Regions from separate parts of the Homo sapiens genome. Here region 2 is linked to region 1. A link is a loop called in an ENCODE intact Hi-C map of the cell type or tissue named here. Cell type or tissue: OCI-LY7. All regions are shown on one strand. Each heading gives the region's core, and the rest is flanking DNA. Links, peaks and the distances in the headings are about the cores only.

What was found. Hi-C counts contacts between places; a loop is a spot of excess contacts. Peaks named below come from ENCODE experiments on the same cell type or tissue, not always from the same donor. Only the 100,000 strongest peaks of a DNase experiment are listed, where the experiment ranks them.
Region 2: it touches region 1 in a loop (6-fold over the local background); 2 of 110 quality-filtered maps call a loop at or near these places.

What each region holds. Positions count from the first base shown.
Region 1 is chr18:14,081,746-14,090,087 of GRCh38, reverse strand. It overlaps a transcript of ZNF519 not described here. Among named protein-coding and RNA genes, the nearest start is that of ZNF519, 47 kb to the left of the region's middle. In OCI-LY7, for the core only: CTCF peaks have their summits at 3,102 and 3,306 (motif pointing right); a DNase peak (open chromatin) is centred at 3,327.
Region 2 is chr18:13,870,999-13,879,340 of GRCh38, reverse strand. No RefSeq gene overlaps it. Among named protein-coding and RNA genes, the nearest start is that of MC2R, 40 kb to the left of the region's middle. RefSeq lists enhancers at 3-735, 1,936-2,906, 6,334-7,172. In OCI-LY7, for the core only: a CTCF peak has its summit at 4,582 (motif pointing left); no DNase peak of the experiment used is centred there.

The DNA of each region.
Region 1 (8,342 bases), core at 300-8,299:
GGTGTCTACCCCTGGAGGCTATGGAAGGTGAGTCGTGGACCGAGCATCTCCACAGTCACCTCGTCCAGCTTCCCAAGGGGTCAGCCCAGGCCTCAGCTCTACAGAGGATTGCAGTCCCTCCATTGCACCGCAGCCATCACGGCTCTGCCCGGTAACCGTGGATCCTACTGGAACAACAAACACCAAAGAACATCCCAACATTCCACCTGAAACCCAGCCATCAACTGGCAGCCTGAATTGGTCAGTTTTACCGTCAGAGAAGATTTACAAATAAAATAGGCCTATCTCCATTACTGTTTAATGATTATTTTTTTCCTTTAAAAAATTTTGTATAAATATAAAATTAAAATATAGTAAAATGTGCACGTTACAGAGTTTTAAACTTCATATTCCCTGTAGTATACAACAGCCTTATCAATATATGGATCATGTCTATTGATGCAGAAAATACCTCCTTGTAACTTGTTAACCAATATCCACTCACCCCACCATATGCAGCCCCTGTTTTGATTTCTGTTAACATACATTATTTTTTCAACTCCATAAAAGTTAAATAAATCACAGTGTACAGTTTGATGTCTACCTCTTTTACTCAAGAAATGCCCATTTAGCCCACAGTTCTAGACTCAGTGTGTGTCCGGAAATCCTAGACAGGCCATGGAAAAAATCAGATGAATGAGTTCTTTCATTAGCCTCAGACTAAACATCCAGATCAAAGAGTCCTACAGTTCATAAGATTCTTTTCATTATAATGCAATAAAGAATTTGTTTTCTTCGCATATTTATCCTTTAATTTGGTGACTCATACAAGTTAGTCTAGTTTCATTTATCTTATAGGAAATACTCAAAAAATATTAGGTTCCCATCAAATTCTCTGAATAAAATGACTTTCATTTACTTGCTATATAGTTCTTAAGCTACATATATTACCTAGTCATTTTAGACCAAAACTTTATTAATTCATTTTCATACTTATATTCATCACAGATGGAATAAGTTTTAATTCTGTAAGTTTTGCTTCTTTCATGTTCGTAAAAATTAAAACTTTTATTTGAAAAGTGAGTTCTAGGAATGTAGGTAATTTTTAAAAAATAAATGTTTTTTTCAGTCAGACATGAGTTTAAAAAAAAATTCCAAAAACATATCTTACATATAGAATGTATCTAATATTCCTAAAAAAATCAAACTATTTTCCAAAGTCCTCCTTGTCCCAGTTTTAGTTTTGCAAATTTCAAATTAATGATGTCAATACTTAAGTATGTGCTGTAGCAGTTAAGAAATTTCAAATAAGGAGACAGTGACAAGGCTGCAATCACATTTAAAATAAAGAAATTAAAGTAATTATGGTGATTTCACCGTTTCAATTCCTTGGATATAAGATTATCATTTCTCAGAATTAAGCAGTTATAAGTATATTTGTCTCCTTTAATTTTTACTCCATATATTATTCATTTAAGACAACTTTTATCTTTTCTTTGATAAGGGATGGATATGCCAGAACTCATTTTTAACTAGAATGAAATTTAAGGAATTTTGAACCTTATGTGGTCCTGATCTCTGTGCTTGGGTTTTAATTTTTTTCTCAACCTGTATCATATGCACTTAGCCATGAACAATAAAATATGAACAAATCACATTTTCTTGTTGCTAAGCTACAAAGAATATGATGGTAAAGTGAAATCTCTTCAGCAAGAAAACCAGACTTTCCCCTTGTTTTGTTATTGATCAGGGGAACTGACTATGGTGCAGGACTGCTTGGGTTTCGCAGTCAAGGCAGCTTTTTATATGTGATGAAGCTACTCCGAGTTTTTCTAATTCTTTACTTTGGAACAAGACTTTCTCTTCTGATTTTCCTGAAAAAAGATTCAAATGTCTTGATACTATAAACATGCTAGAGGCAAACAAGCATCCTAAGCTGTACTTTCCATTTGCTAAAACGGGATAATTGTCACATAGGTGTTAAGTAATAGCAGCCACCCATTACCCAAATGTTCCTGAAGTTTCTCTATCCTCCTGGAGTCCATAGGTTTCAATATCTCTGTAAATAGCACTGACATCTAATTGGTGATGATCTTGCTTTCTCTGAGTGTGCCAGCTCTCTCTACATAGTTCCATTCCTTGTTTTCCAGACAGAATTTTGCTACAAGGTGGGGCATGTTGTCCAGTGTACTCACATCCATAATCTGTTCACACAATGCATGGTCAATCTCACCTCCCAGATCCTTTTTGTCCATTTTTACTTTAATGTACAAAATATAATGATGGTGATGACAATGATGGTATTGTTGACCTATATGATAATGACAAACCAAGCTATGCTCTTTTTATGTTTTCAAATGTAAGCACATCAGTAAGTGATGTACATAAATGATACGATTTAAACATCCAACACAAGGACGCACACATTTTTTATGATCATGTTGCAAATGAGAAAACAAATGACCCATCCCTTTCTTCTCCTTTAATCATGGCAACATCAGTAGCTCCTAAGAGTTTTATTTGAGGAAGTTCTGCCTGTGTTATCTGGCTGATATTGAAGACTTGGGATTTTGTCACCCAAGTCCCATAAACAGTGGGTTACAGTTCAGGTAAGATGGAATGAAGCATGGTTTTTAGAGTGTACACTGATAGGAGCTCACTTTTATAAAATTTTCACATTCACCAAAATATATTTTCTAATAAAAATAATATATTAACACAAAAGTAGCTATGCAGCTGTGCCTTTTATTTCTTTTTCTTACCTGATTGGTCTGGCTAGGACTTTCAGTACTACATTGAATAAAAATGGTAAACATAAGCATCCTTATCTTGTGTCAGATCTTAGAGAGAAAACATCCAGCTTTTCCCATTCAGTATGATGGTTCTGTTATATATGGCCTTTATTATATTGAGGTATATTTCTTCTATACCCAATCTGTTGACAGTTTTTATCTAATGAGATGAGCGTATGGTTTTTGTCCTTCGTTCCATTAATCTGATGTATCACCTTTATTGATTTGCATATGTTGAACCATCTTTATATTTCTGGGATGAATTCTACTTGATCTTGGTGAATAATCTTCACGATGTGCAATGGGATTTAGTTGGCTAGTATTTTGTGAGGATTTTTGCATCTATATTCTTCAGGGAAATAGTCCTGTAATTTTGTTGTTGTTGTTATGTCCTTGTCTGATTTGATATCTTTTCAAAAAGCCTGTCTTTGAGCTCATTGATTCTTTTTTCTGTTTGATTGATTGATTCTGCTGGTATTTTTTATTTGGTTCATTACATTTTTCAACTGTGGTCACTGCTGCTTTTTTAGCATTAGAGGGCGCTCTAAGCCTGGATTTGCCACATATCCAAAGTTGCTTTGTCGTTCTGGCCTGGAAGGACTAGAGCGGGGCTTACAGAGTGTATTTCATCCCACTGGGTTTGCACGTTTCTGCCTGGGGCCGGAACAGCTCCAGGGGTTCTGTTTACGGTCCCCAGGTTGGGGTCAAGCACTGCAGGGCTGTGCCCAGGGCTGGATCTCTGTAGTGAGCTCAGCACTGGGCTGCAAGGCCACATGTGCCTGCTTTCCTTTGCTTCCCTGAAGCAGTCTCCATGCTGTGCTGCTTGTAGTGGGGCATGGATGAGACAGGGAGTCCTGTGGCCACCACAGCTGCTATGATGCTACATCATGCCCAAAGCCACTGAGGCCAGCGCAGCGCAGGGGGATCCTCAAGTTCCACGGCTACAGCTTTCCGGCCCCTGAGATTTATTCATGGCTCTAGGCTGCTGCAGAGAGTCAGTGGTGATGTGGGCTGGGACATGAGACTGTGCCACCAGGGCTGCTGGTCTCCACCTGGCACTGTGACAAGTCCAGTGGCTCTGTCCACAGGGACCAGCCTGGGTCAGGGGCCACTGAGTCTTCCCCAGTGTTGGGTTTCACGATGGTATGCCAGCACTGCATTGCCAGGCAAAGCCCTGTGCTTAGTTTCTTTCCTTTCCTTCCCTCCAGTGGGTGGAGTCACTCTTTGCACTGTGCTGCCCAGGGTTTAGAGAGGGATGGTGAGGGCAGTCCCTTGGCCACCAAGACTCATGCTTAGCTGGATCGGGCCAAAGCCAATGGAAACTGGGGCCAGCACAACCCTGGAGTGTGTCCCAGGCCCATGCTGATACGCCCTGACTACTGCTGAGGTTTGCTCGTGGCCTGATGCCACTATCGAAGGCCAGAGGTGGTGCAGGTCAGAACATGAGACTGTCCTATTGGGGCTGCAGTTTTCCACCAAGTGCTGGGGTGATTCCAGAGACTTTGTCCATGGGTTTTGGCCTGGGGTCAGTGGCTGTGGGGTTCTCCCTGGCCCTGTGTTTTACTGTGCTGGGCCCAACACTGGGATCCAAGTCAAAGTCCTTCAGTCACATCACTCACCTTCCCTCCTGTGGGTTGTGTTTCTGTGCTGCACTGCCTGGAGTTGGGGAAGCGCTGAGGTGAGCAGTGAGACTCTGTCCTTCCTACCTTCTTCAATGCCTCTTTTCTTATTGTGCTAAAAACAGGTGCTCTATTGGATTCCTTAGCACTTGTAAAGGTGCTTTTGTGCTTGGATAGTTGTTTAATTTCATGTTTTTGTGGGGGAGATGATCACTGGAGGGCCTTATTTTTCCATTTGCCTCACCCCTTCCTCTCTTAAAGATTTTTTCCAAAAATTTTTTTTCCAAAAAAATCACCCTTCTGATTTTCCTAGAAGTGATTCTTCTGTCTCCATATTTTAAGGGCTTTCAATATTAAATATTTGGGCTCAAATATATTTACACTTTGGAACATAAATCTGTCTCGGGCAAGGGAACAATTAGCATTTCATTGCAGAATAAGGATATTTAACCACACCTGTGACATTCCTTTATAATAAAGTTTATCATGTATTCAGAGTGTGTGCATCTCTGTGGATGTATTTGAAAGGTGTATGCCAAGTCAGCCCAGGGAATTTTACTAGACCTCAAAAAGACCTTGAGCTTTTCATAAACTTAGCTGTTTCTTTTTTTTATCCCCCAGTGGAAAAGCGAGATTGTCTTTGACCATTTGCTATGGACATTGTCAGGGATGGTGCAGCCTGAATGAGAATGTCTGCGGTATTTCCCGAAATAAGTATCCCTCAAGGATGATACTGTGGACCTCACTCAGGAAGAATGTGTCCTTCAGGGAAAGCTGCACAGAGACGTGATGCTGGAGAAGCAGTCATCTGGTTACTTTAGGTGAGTCTTTCAACGTTCATTTATTTTATACAAAGTTTTCCAGAATACTTTCTCTATATTCCACCTCCCTGTATGCCCTCCTTGATTTATATACTTTCATAGTCCTATTTACATGTTTATAAAGTAAGTGTATTTCACTTACTCACTGACTGTGCAATGAGGAGGAGCACCAGGCCTTGAGAGGGGAGCCTGGTGAAGGAGGCTAACTGCAGTTTGGGGGCTAAGGCTCGGAAATGGGAGGGAGACTGGGAAGCTCAGGACCAGGAGAAGGGAAAAGCTCTGCCCACCCTCCCCTGGTGATCCTGTGCAGGGACTGTGGGCTCTGTAACTTGAAGTGGGGGGTCAGTCCCGCCACATCCCCATGGCTGGCACTTAGTATGTGGCTTCATTCAGCTGGAGGGTGTTCTGAGGACAGGAATAGAACTAGCTCACTTTCCTCATGTAGGAGTTTCTTTTCCCTGAGTCCCTCCTTTTCCAGTGGACAGCGTAGGACCACCTCTTCCACATGTTGAATTCCCCCTCTTGGCAGGTTTGTGCCCCAGGAAGTAGTGTGTTGATTTGAAGCCCTAAAAAAAATATTTTCCACACTCAAGAGTGACTTATCCAGACCGATTTTACCTAAGAAACAAGCCTGAAGGAGGAGAGAGAAGAAAGAAGAGTCAGAACTAGCACTTTCCCAGGTGAAAGTCACACTGTGGTTGATTGTTCTGTCTTCTCCCTGCAGTGCTGTGTTCAGGACTTGCTAATCTCTGACTCTGCAATGTCCTGCCGCACACATTTGCTGGTACTCACTGAGGGCCTTGCCTCAGTCCCCTCCCATCTCCATGTCACTGTGACCCAGTGAAATGGGCCTGTGAAGAGGCCATTTGGGGGGTCATCCTGGGCAGGACTATACCCAAGACCTGGGTTGGGGACAGGGAGCGGGTCCTGTGGGGTTAGAGGGATAGGACAGCAGGGATTGTTTAGGGGACACATCGGATGCATTGTCTGCTCCCAGTGGATGAGGATTAAAGAAACTGCACAAATAAGTAGTGTATTTATGTGTAGGTGGAAAATCCTGGACAAAGATTAATAAGGGGAAACTTGTTCTACTTGACTTCATTGTGAATTTGAAGCTCAACCAACTGAATCAGTGTGATTCTGGCCCAAAAGTACTATTGATTTGGCTTTGAACTCCTGGCCTCAAGTAATCCACCGCCTCATGCTCCCAAAGTGCTGGGGTTACAAGTGTGAGCCTCTGCACCTGGCCCTGTAGTGTTGATTTGGACTAGAATGGAATAAATTATTCAAAAATTGATATCATCGAGAAATAAAGGTTGGATTTCATGCAGATGATAAAGGGTGGTTTCATTTCATAATTGCTTTTCAAAAAGTTGAATCAACCTAAGCATTTAACACTAGGAAGTTGTTTAAATCATTGACAGAATATCCATCCCGTGGAAACCTTGTTCATGGAGTGACTCATGTAGCCATTGGGTTAGGTCTTTTTGTTGTTTGTTTGTTCGTTTGTTTTTTTGTTTTGTTTTTGAGACAGAGTCTTGCTCTGTTGCCCAGGCTGGAATGCAGTGGCACAATCTTGGCTCACTGCAACCTCTGCCTCCCAGGTTCAAGCAATTCTCGTGCCTCAGCCTCCCTGGTACCTGGGAATACTGGTGCACATCACCACGCCCGGCTGATTTTTGTATTTTTAGTAGAGATGGCGTTTTGCCTTGTTGGCCAGGCTGGTCTTAAACTCCTGGCCTCATGTGATCCACCTGCCTCAGCCTCTCAAAGTTCTGGGATTATAGGCGTGAGCCACTGCACCTGACCGGGTCTTTTTTTAAAAACACAAAATTTTGTATGTATGCAATTCAGCTGAGACACTGGGGCAGCGAACTGTCTTAACCATCAAGAGATCAAAACCAGGGCAGGCACAGTGGCTCCCAGCACCTTGGCAGGCTGAGACAGGAGGACCACTTGAGGCCAGGAGTTCATAGTCCTGGGCAACATAGTGTGACCCTGTCTCTACAGAATTTTTAAAAATTAGCCAGGCTTGGTGGTATGTGCCTATAGTCCCAGCTACTTGAGTAGCTGATAGAGGAGGATGGCTTGAGCCCAGGAGGTTGAGGCTGGAGGTTGAGGTGGTTGAAGCTTCAGTGAGCTAATTATCGTGCCTCTGCACTCCAGCCTGAGTGATGGAGAGAAAAAAAAAAAAAAGAGGTCAAAGCCAAATTCTGGTACTATCAATTTTTATTAAATATTATTTTATTTTAAACATTACCATATATATATTTGTTTTGTGGTAAAACTCCTAATAATGACACAGTTTGAGACTTGAGAGAAAGGAGCAAAGCAGTCTTTCTTATCATGTCTGCCACTGCCTCAACCAGGAACCACTGTTGTCAGTTCTGTGGCAAGAGTCAGGGAAACTCTCGTAAAAATCCATTTACACATAATTATGTGAGTTGAAAAAATAGTTCGGTGAATCTATTGTTATGTAGTATTCTTTTTTAAAACTATATATCTTGAATCTGTTTTCATGTTAGCAAATATTGAAATACTTGCTTTCTTAGTTCTGTTTGCAAACATTTCATGCTTAATAAGAATTTATATTATGCTGTTCAGCATGCTTATTATTAAATATTTTATTCTGAGATATAATGCTATGATTATTTCTGATTTTTAATCTTTTGATTTAACTAATAAACTAAAGTGGTGTTCTAATTATGAACCATTGCTGTGTTAATGGAATAAAACATTTAACTTATATTAGTGGCTTTAATAAAAATTTCTTAAGCAGTGAAAACATGGCTAAATAGCTAAATTTAAATGGACTAAATTTTATTTATTTTTTTATGTATATCTTTGATGTGGACTAAAGTTACAGTGTTTTATATATTTTATTTTTATTTTCATAGTTTTTAAATAACCTAATATAATATAAACAGTCTTGTTATTTCTTGCAAGATTTACATCTCAAAGAAACTGTATCTGGCATAAAATTTTAAGAACATTTACCCTTAATGTGAATTAAATCTTGTTAGGCTTCAGAAAAACACGTTGGAGACCTTTTAATTTAAATATTTATAAGGATTAATTCGATTTTCTCTTTATTTTTAATATACTTTATTTCTTAGAGAAGTTTAAGGTTC
Region 2 (8,342 bases), core at 247-8,246, 210 kb after region 1:
TTTTGTCCCAAAGAAACTGATTGCATCTTCAACAGAGTGCAGAGAAATCCAAGTACTCTCAAGAACAGCGAAGTTTCGAAGTCACTGAAAAATGTTTTAAAATAATAAATATATTAAGAAGAAGAACAATGGAAGTTGTAGCAAAAGGTAACTGGGAGAATGACAACTTCCCGCAGCCCTGTAGGCTGAGAGAGCCCAGGGTAGAGGCAGGGCCAGCCTTCCTGAAGTTTGGAATTACTCTCAGTCATTGACCTTGGGAAAAATCCTTCAAAGGAGGAGAATGTGAGTAGATTCCCCTCTGGAGCAATTTATGCCCCAGGGCATTGTTGAGAACAATAGAGAAATCAGTCAGCAATTACTGGTGCTTAAGAGCTGAGTGTACTCAGGGACCGAGACATTCAGACAGCCCTGTCAAAACCACTGTCATCCCAGAGTGACAGTGGGCAAACCCAAGTCTGTACCCCCTGAGAACATTAGAGACAGAACACTCCTGGGTGGGATGGAGGAAGAGACTGCTCTAAAATAATCCAGACACAGTGCAGTGGTTTACATCTGTAATCCCAGCACTTTAGGAGGCAGAGATGGGAGAATCCCTTGAGGCCAGCAGTTCGAGACCAATATAGGCAGCATAGTGAGACCCGCCCCCCATCTTTACAAAAAAACTAAATTAGCTGGGTGTGGTGGCACGTGCCTGTAGTCCTAGCTACTCAGGAGGCTGAGGCAGGAGGATCACTTGGGCCTATGAATTTAAGGCTACGATGAACTGTGGTCAAGCCACTACACTCCAGCCTGGGTGACAGAGTAAGACCCTGTCTCAAAAAAAAAAAAAAAAAATTTCAGACAGACACTAAACAAATAAACAAATAGCAATAACAAGCTCCCGAAAGGGAGAGGCATAGGGCCAGTACTCAGAGTTGCTACAATTTATTATCTAAAATATCTAGTTCAAAAGCATGTATTATCTAAAGCACCTAGTTCCCAGCAAAACATTATAAGACATGCTAAAAAAACAGGAATGACCCACAGCATGGGGGTCAGGGAGCTGCAACACAGACTGCCTGTGAGAGCAACCAGATGTCAGATTTAACAGACAAAGATGTTAAAACAGCTATTGTAATGTAAAGAAGTCAAGTATAAAAACAATATCCCATCAAATAGAGAGTATCAATAAAGAGATAGAAATCATAGAAAAGTACCAAGTGTAATTTCCAGAAATTAAAGTACAGTCACTGGACAATTAAAAGAGAATGCAGGAGCAGTACCACAGAAACGGTGGCATGAAAAAGACAAATAACCACATTAAAAAATGGACCGAGCATCTGAAATGTCATGCTCCAAAAAAGATACACAAATGAGCACTTGAAAAGATGCTCAGCATCATCAGACTCAGGGAAATGGAACCAAAACCACAATGAGAGTCCACTTTGCCCTGACGAGGTTGGCCAGAACCAGAACATCAGACAATAGCAAATGCTGGGGAGAAGGTGGGAAAATCAGAACCCTCATACACGGCTGGTGGAAATGGAAAATGTTGAAGTCTCTTTGGAAAACTGACTGGTGGTTCCTGAGATGGTTACAGAGCCACTGTGTGACCCAACAATGCCTCTCCAGAATTGAAACATACGTCTACATAAAAATGTGTACATAAATGTTTACAGCAACATTATTTATAATGGCCAAAAGGTGGAAACAATCCAAATGTTACCAGATAGATAGTCTTGAGGGTGAGTTGTCCAGGTTCTTGTCGTGTTGAACAAAGAATTGAACAAAATGCACAAAGCAATGAAAGAATGAAACAACAAAAGCCCAGACTATTGAAGTGAAAGTGTTCTCCACAGGGTGGGAGCGGCTGGAGCAAGTGGCACAAGAGCCCCAATTGCGATGCTCTTTAGGGTTTTTATTAAGCTAAAAGAGTTTGGTAACAGAGGTCTCCAGTTGGTTACACCCTATGTAAATGAAGGATTTGCCCGAGGCCAGTTAGAAGCTGAAGCAAAGAGGCTGAAGTGAGTTGGCATCTTATGCAAATGAAGGATTAGCCCACAGCCAATCAGAGGTACTTCCCAATTGTGGCAGTGGAGGGGAAGGGTCTGTAGGAGGAATGGCCTATGGTCCCTTGTCTCTTGGGTATGAAGAGGTGGGATTTCCTTTTGAGCCAGTTCCAGGAAGTCAGCGTGAATTGGCCTTAGGTTCCCTATCTCCAGACCCTGTTCTCCTGCCTCACAAATGCCCATCACCTCACAAATGGAAAAGCACAATGTAGTATATCCATACAATGAAATAATATTCGGCTGTGGAAAGAAGTGCTGACACACTCTGCAACGTGGGTGAACTTTTGAAAACATTTTGCTAAGTCAAAGAATCCAGGCACAAAAGACCGTGTATTATGCAATTCCATTTACTTGAAATATCCAGAATCGGCAAATCTATAGAGACAGAAAGTAGATTAGTAGTTGCATAGGGGTAGGGTTTGGGGAATGGAGAAATAGGCAATGATAGCTAAAGGACAGAGGATATCTTTTTCAGGGGGTAAAAATGTTCTAAAATTCACTGTGGTAATGGATGCACATATCTGTAAATATACTAAAAACCATTGAATGTACACCTTAAATGGGTGAATTGTATGGTGTGTGAAAAAATAAAGCTGTTTTTTAAAGACCTTACAAAGAGACTACTTATGTTCAGTTTGTGATTCTTTTCTTTAAACAGGCCAGCATACAGTATGTGTGTGTGATCCCTAGTGGTGGAAGAAAGTTAATTTGCTCCTATGTTAAGACTCTTCTCCCAAACAAAGCTCGCATAGGTTTTTCTGTGAGGCCCAATTTCCAATGGTATCGGCTCCACTAAGCATGAGTTCTCTGCAGAGCATCTTGCCTTCCAAATACTAAAACATGGAAAAATGCCACTGAATCATTCTGTCTCTGGGATACAGAAGTAGCAAGAAAACTTTAATAAATGAAGTGCACTTTTTACAATTATCATGGAAGAGTCCTGAGCAAGTTCCATTAGGGTCACAGGATGAAGATGCAATATGGGGGTTGCTGGGGGGATCTTCCAAGTAGAGAAGTGGCAGAACCTGCAACAGCTCTCAAACCCTCATTGCCCAACAGCTCAGGCCTGACAAAGATGGTCTGCCCACACGTGGCCAGCATTCTGCTGGGAGAAGGGCTGGTCCTCACCATGCTCTACATAGTTACAGGATTGCAGGCAGAAAAATCTCTGTAGCAACGGAAGTTCCCTTGCACAGAGGCATCCTTGTGATCGGGGGCGTATTCTGAGCTCAGCGCTGTTGTCTGTCGGCTCCTGGGCTAAAGCAACAAGGTTCCCCACAGGGTTACCACGAGCAGGGAAGAAATGGCTAGATCTGTCTCCCATCACAGAGGAAACTCTGGGAACAAATATTCTTTCTTCAAGGTTCAAGTTAACCATCTCTCTTAGGAGAAGACATGGATGTTGCCTGGGCCTTTCTTTTCAAATTGTTGAACAGTTACTCTCTCAGTGCAGGTTAAAAAGGCAGCTCAAGAGCACAGTGTGGACAAGTGTCCAAGTGTTGACAGTTGATTAGTGCAGGGCCCTGGCATCAGCTTCCGCAGCCCCACCCCTGGGGTCTTGCTGGACCACGTGTGGGCTGAGAAGGTCTCTCCCGTTGGGGCTGTGGGCCCCCTGGCCAGTCAGCATGGAGTCTCTTTCCTCCTGGACTCCGTCCTGGTGGCCACCTGACCTTCTAAGAAGGGGAGAGGGAGTTGGGCATGAGAAATGCAGCTCCTCTTGTTTGGAGACAGGCCCAGCACGTCTTGTACTGCACTGCTTCTTAGGAGAAGAAAGAAGTACAGAGTAGGCTGTCAGGGTTTGGCTGCCAGCCGCCTGAGACCCTTGGGCGAAGGCTCAGCACCTCGGTTTCCTCACACATGAAATGGAGATAACCATAGAACCTTCCTCTTTTGTTTACTTTGAGGATTAATCCTTTTAGAGCCCTTGGCAAACATCGCACACTCAGTAAGTGTTGACATCCTCAAATAAGGGCCCAAATTGAACACACTGTATGGGTGAAAACATTTTTCATCCTGTTGGCAAACAATCTCAAAGCTTCACCTCCATCTCCGAGACCCAAGTGTCACTACCCACTCACCATCTGCAGAACCTCCTCCACAAGGAGGAATACAGCCAGGGGTCCTGGCTATCTTGCTTTTGCCGTCGAGTTTAAGAGTGTGACTCTCAGCATTCAGACTACTTTCAAGACAAATGTCATGTGCAGTTTGTTTGTTTTAATTTTATTTTTTAATAGTAACATATCACATGATATTTTAAAAAGCACTGTGGAGTCTTTCTCACTGCTGTTCCCATCACCAACTTGCCAACCTTCCCACCTCCCACGGGTAATGATATTTATTTGTTGCTTGTGTGTCCTTCCAGATTCTGTATGCATATATAAGAAAATGTAGATTATATATATATATTCTTGTCGTACCCTTTTTTACACAAATAACATTTTTTCACCTTGTTTTTTTCACTTCTCAACATATCTTGGAGACCTTTCTGCATTAGTATATAGAGAACTTTCTCATTCTTTTGTACAGCAGCATACTACCCTCTCGTGGAGATGTGCCATAAGTTATTTAACCTCAGAGAGGTGAACTGGGTCGGTAACACCAGAATTCCACCATAGTTATATCTATACATTATTTCTAATCTATATATGTGCAAATATTTATTCTGCATTTATAATTAATTACTCCTGCCTCTTGCCGTATTCTGTAAAGGAAGACTGCCAGACCTAATAGGGTACTTCCTACATGGCTGGCACTAGTCTAAGCCCTGTCATATAGAAATTCATTTGATCATTCTAACAACCCTAGACATGGTACTGTCTCCATTTAGAGATGAGGATATGAAGGCAGAGAGAAGTTAAGTAACTTGTCTAAGTCATTTAACTGCCAAGTGGCAGACCTAGGATTTGGAGCTAGGCAGTCTAGCTGCAAGTCTATGTTCTTTTTTTAATTTGTATTTTAAAAATTTTTTGTAGAGACAGGGTCTCACTATGTTGCCAAGGCTGGTCTTGAATTCCTGGCCTCAAGGGATCCTCCCACTTTGGTCTCCCAAAGTGCTGGGATTATGGGTGGAAGCTACTGTGCCAGACCAGAGTCCATGTTCTTAATTACTATGTATATATCTCACCTCTATATGTCAAAACTATTAACAGACTCAATAGAGTCCATCTTATTTTGATGGATTGTTTTCTTTTAACCTAATCTTCTTGATTTTACATAATCCTGAATCAGAAAATCCATTAATTCTCCGGTCCAGGTGGACCCAAAAAACATTTGCAGTCACACTTGCAAAAAAAAATTAATTGGAAGACCATTAGACTGAGGCAGACCCAGGGTTTTAGGTTCCTCTGTAAGCAAACCGAAGCCCAACATAAGGAGTAAAATGAAACTAGAGACTTTGGCAACTGGAAACCACCAACTGACCTCTAACTAGGGGCTGTCACTACCTAGTCAAAGCTGTGTTCCTTGTATTTCTTCCACAAACACCTCTCACCGTCTCTCTCTCCACCCTGCAGTGGAGTGATACCCACTTACCACCCAGTACTGTGTGATTCGTGAATCGATGTCTGCTCAGATAAACTATAAAATCCAATATGCCTAAGTGTATCTTTTAACACCATCACGATATCTAGATTGGCAGACAAGGCAAGTGCAAGCCTGGAAGGCAGCATGAGCAAGGTCTTTCCTACATAAGAGAGATGCTCTGCACACAGTCACTTATTACAATGTCTGCTTTCTTAAACGTTTAATGACAGAAAAATATTCATAATATCTTAAGTGACAAAAGAATCAATAATATAAATACATTTGTATGAAAAATATCTTCCTGTACTCAAACCTGTAAGCATCCATGCCCACACTGGCACCCACTTTCATTCCCATGCCTCTCCCCTTGCTCATCTCCAGACCTATGTCTATATCTGTTTATATCACAGAAACCAGCTAGGTGCTTGCCTAACCAGCTCCCTTTCCTTCCTGGGCACACTGTATTTTCCAGGCTCCCTTGTGGTTGGATGCAGCCATGTGTCCAGTATGGCCAGGAAAAGGTGGTCAGAATACCTATATACTTAGCTCTCTAAACCTCTATTCCCTTCTCAGCTGCCAATGCTGAGGAACCAGAGTGAAATTCCACACCCGGGGTGCGATGGAGCCACCCGAAGGCAGGAGGCTGGGTCCTGAATGGCTGCATGGAGGAGAGGCCCCTCCTCCCCTTTCCAGCCCTCCACACTGGACTGCAGCAGGGGACAGAAATCACGCTTTGTTATGTGACGTCCCCAGGACCTAGGGGCTGTTTGTTAATTAATTGGGCTGTCTTAACTAATAGGCCTAGAATAGGAACACAACAAAATGCTAGTAGCATATATCTGCATTGTGGGATTATGAAAGCTTTTATTTTATTTTGTATTTTAATGTTTCTTTCTAAATTTACCACAATAAATTAGTGTTCATTTTTGTAATAAAAGCACCTGTTAATGTTATTAAAACGGTTTTACTTTCTAATCAAAACTTACTTTCTTCATTTGATTGTGTTTGTTCTTAAAATTTCGTCTTAAAATTCAGAGGAAACTCAGTGTCTCATTCTTACATCTGTGTTCTCCCCAGTTGTCTGCCAGAGACTAACCCTTTACTGAAATGATGAGCGGGGAGGGAATGGGACCTGAGGCGGGCTGAGCAGGAAATCCCCGCTCCACAGGCCATGCTGCGCTGTGCAGTGGCGGTGCAGGGGGGCAGCTTCGGTCTGGGCATCACCGAGCCCACATGCAGCAGGCCCGGCACAAGCTGCACCAGATGCATCCGGGGTGCAGATCCGTGCTGCGCGCCTTCCCTCTGTCACCGTGGCCCTTTTTTCTTGGTTGGATTGCACATGGGTTCTAAAGTACACAGCTTGCTTCCTTAGTGAAAGATGAGTTTTGCAAATTGGCAGATATTCTTTCGGTTGTGACTCCCCACGGGAGGTAGGTTCCCGTCCCGTGTTCCCTGAGGATCCGGCACACCCACACCTCTCGCTGTCTGGAGGAGAGTGCTCCATGGAGCTCTGAGACGAAGTCCTGAGGATTCTCCTGGAAAGAAAAGTCACCCCAAGATGCTCCTTGGGCTTGAAGGATAGTGGAAGGAAGGAGAAGGGAGAAGTGAAGATGCTGTGACTATAGACAGGTGTCTGTCGCTTAGGTAGTCCCTGACACACCCTCTCCATAGCTGTGCCCTGGCCACAAGGCGAGGAGTGAAACAAAAGGGCAAACAAAAACCTTTCTTCCCTCTCACTCCCTCCTCTTCCTTTTCCTCTCCCTTTTCCTCTCCATGGAACACCGACCGATTCCTTTAGAGGAAAGCAGCGGGACCCAGGTGGCGCCTCCCTCAGGATTCCGCTCTGGGGAGAGGAGGTGACTGCAGGCTGTGCCCAGATGGTCATCAGCCGGCGTGGTGCCCAGACTTCGGTGGGGACCGGCAGCAGAACCACTCCCAGCAGCGCGGGCATGTCCTGCAGAGGAGCCTGAGGGAAACACAGATGCCAGCACCAGGCCCTGAGAGTCCAGCAGGCCCTGGGGCCACTCTGAGCAGCTGAGGGTACGAGCTAACTGTACCCAAAGAGCCCACAGCCAGCCAGGGAAGTTCTATTCTCTGGTTATTATGGTGATTTAAAGACTTCTGGATTGGCTTGATCTGGAAAACACAGTTTAAGTGTTTGAACATTCTCAGCCGCCAGTGGCCCACAGATGTTTAACCAGCTGTGAATTTCCTATTTTGGGGGCTGAATTAAGTTGCTAGTGGCAAGCTATTTCTGCAAGCTCTCTGCTTTTCTTCTGACTCCTTTTACGTTTTCTTATAATATAAGGCAAAAAGAGTTGAGAATAGAGAGACAGAAGTTCCATAATGCTGATTTATGTTAGGCAATTTGTTACTGGCTCAATCCTAGGCTTTGAAAATAAAAGAAATAGAAAACACTGATTAAAATGAAGGTTTCAAATCACCTGTGCCTTTCTTTCATTCATACTATCCCTGACATTTTTTAAGTGGTAGAAATGTTTCTTATATGTGGAAATTCAATAAATAAGTCAGATAAAGGAGGAGACTTCTGGCTGAAATGGCACAGGTCCTGGCTCCCGGGGCTGCCCTGGCTCTGGGAGCCCCCTTCCCTCACATTCCCAGGGCTGACTGGACACAGTTTTAAAACATAACATAGAAGGTTGGCGATTGAACATGCTCCCTTGAGTATACAGGAGGAAAAATAAAACAATAACAAAAACGTGATCAGGGGAAACCTGGTCTCCTTGGGGCCCAAAGGCTGCAATGAAGAGA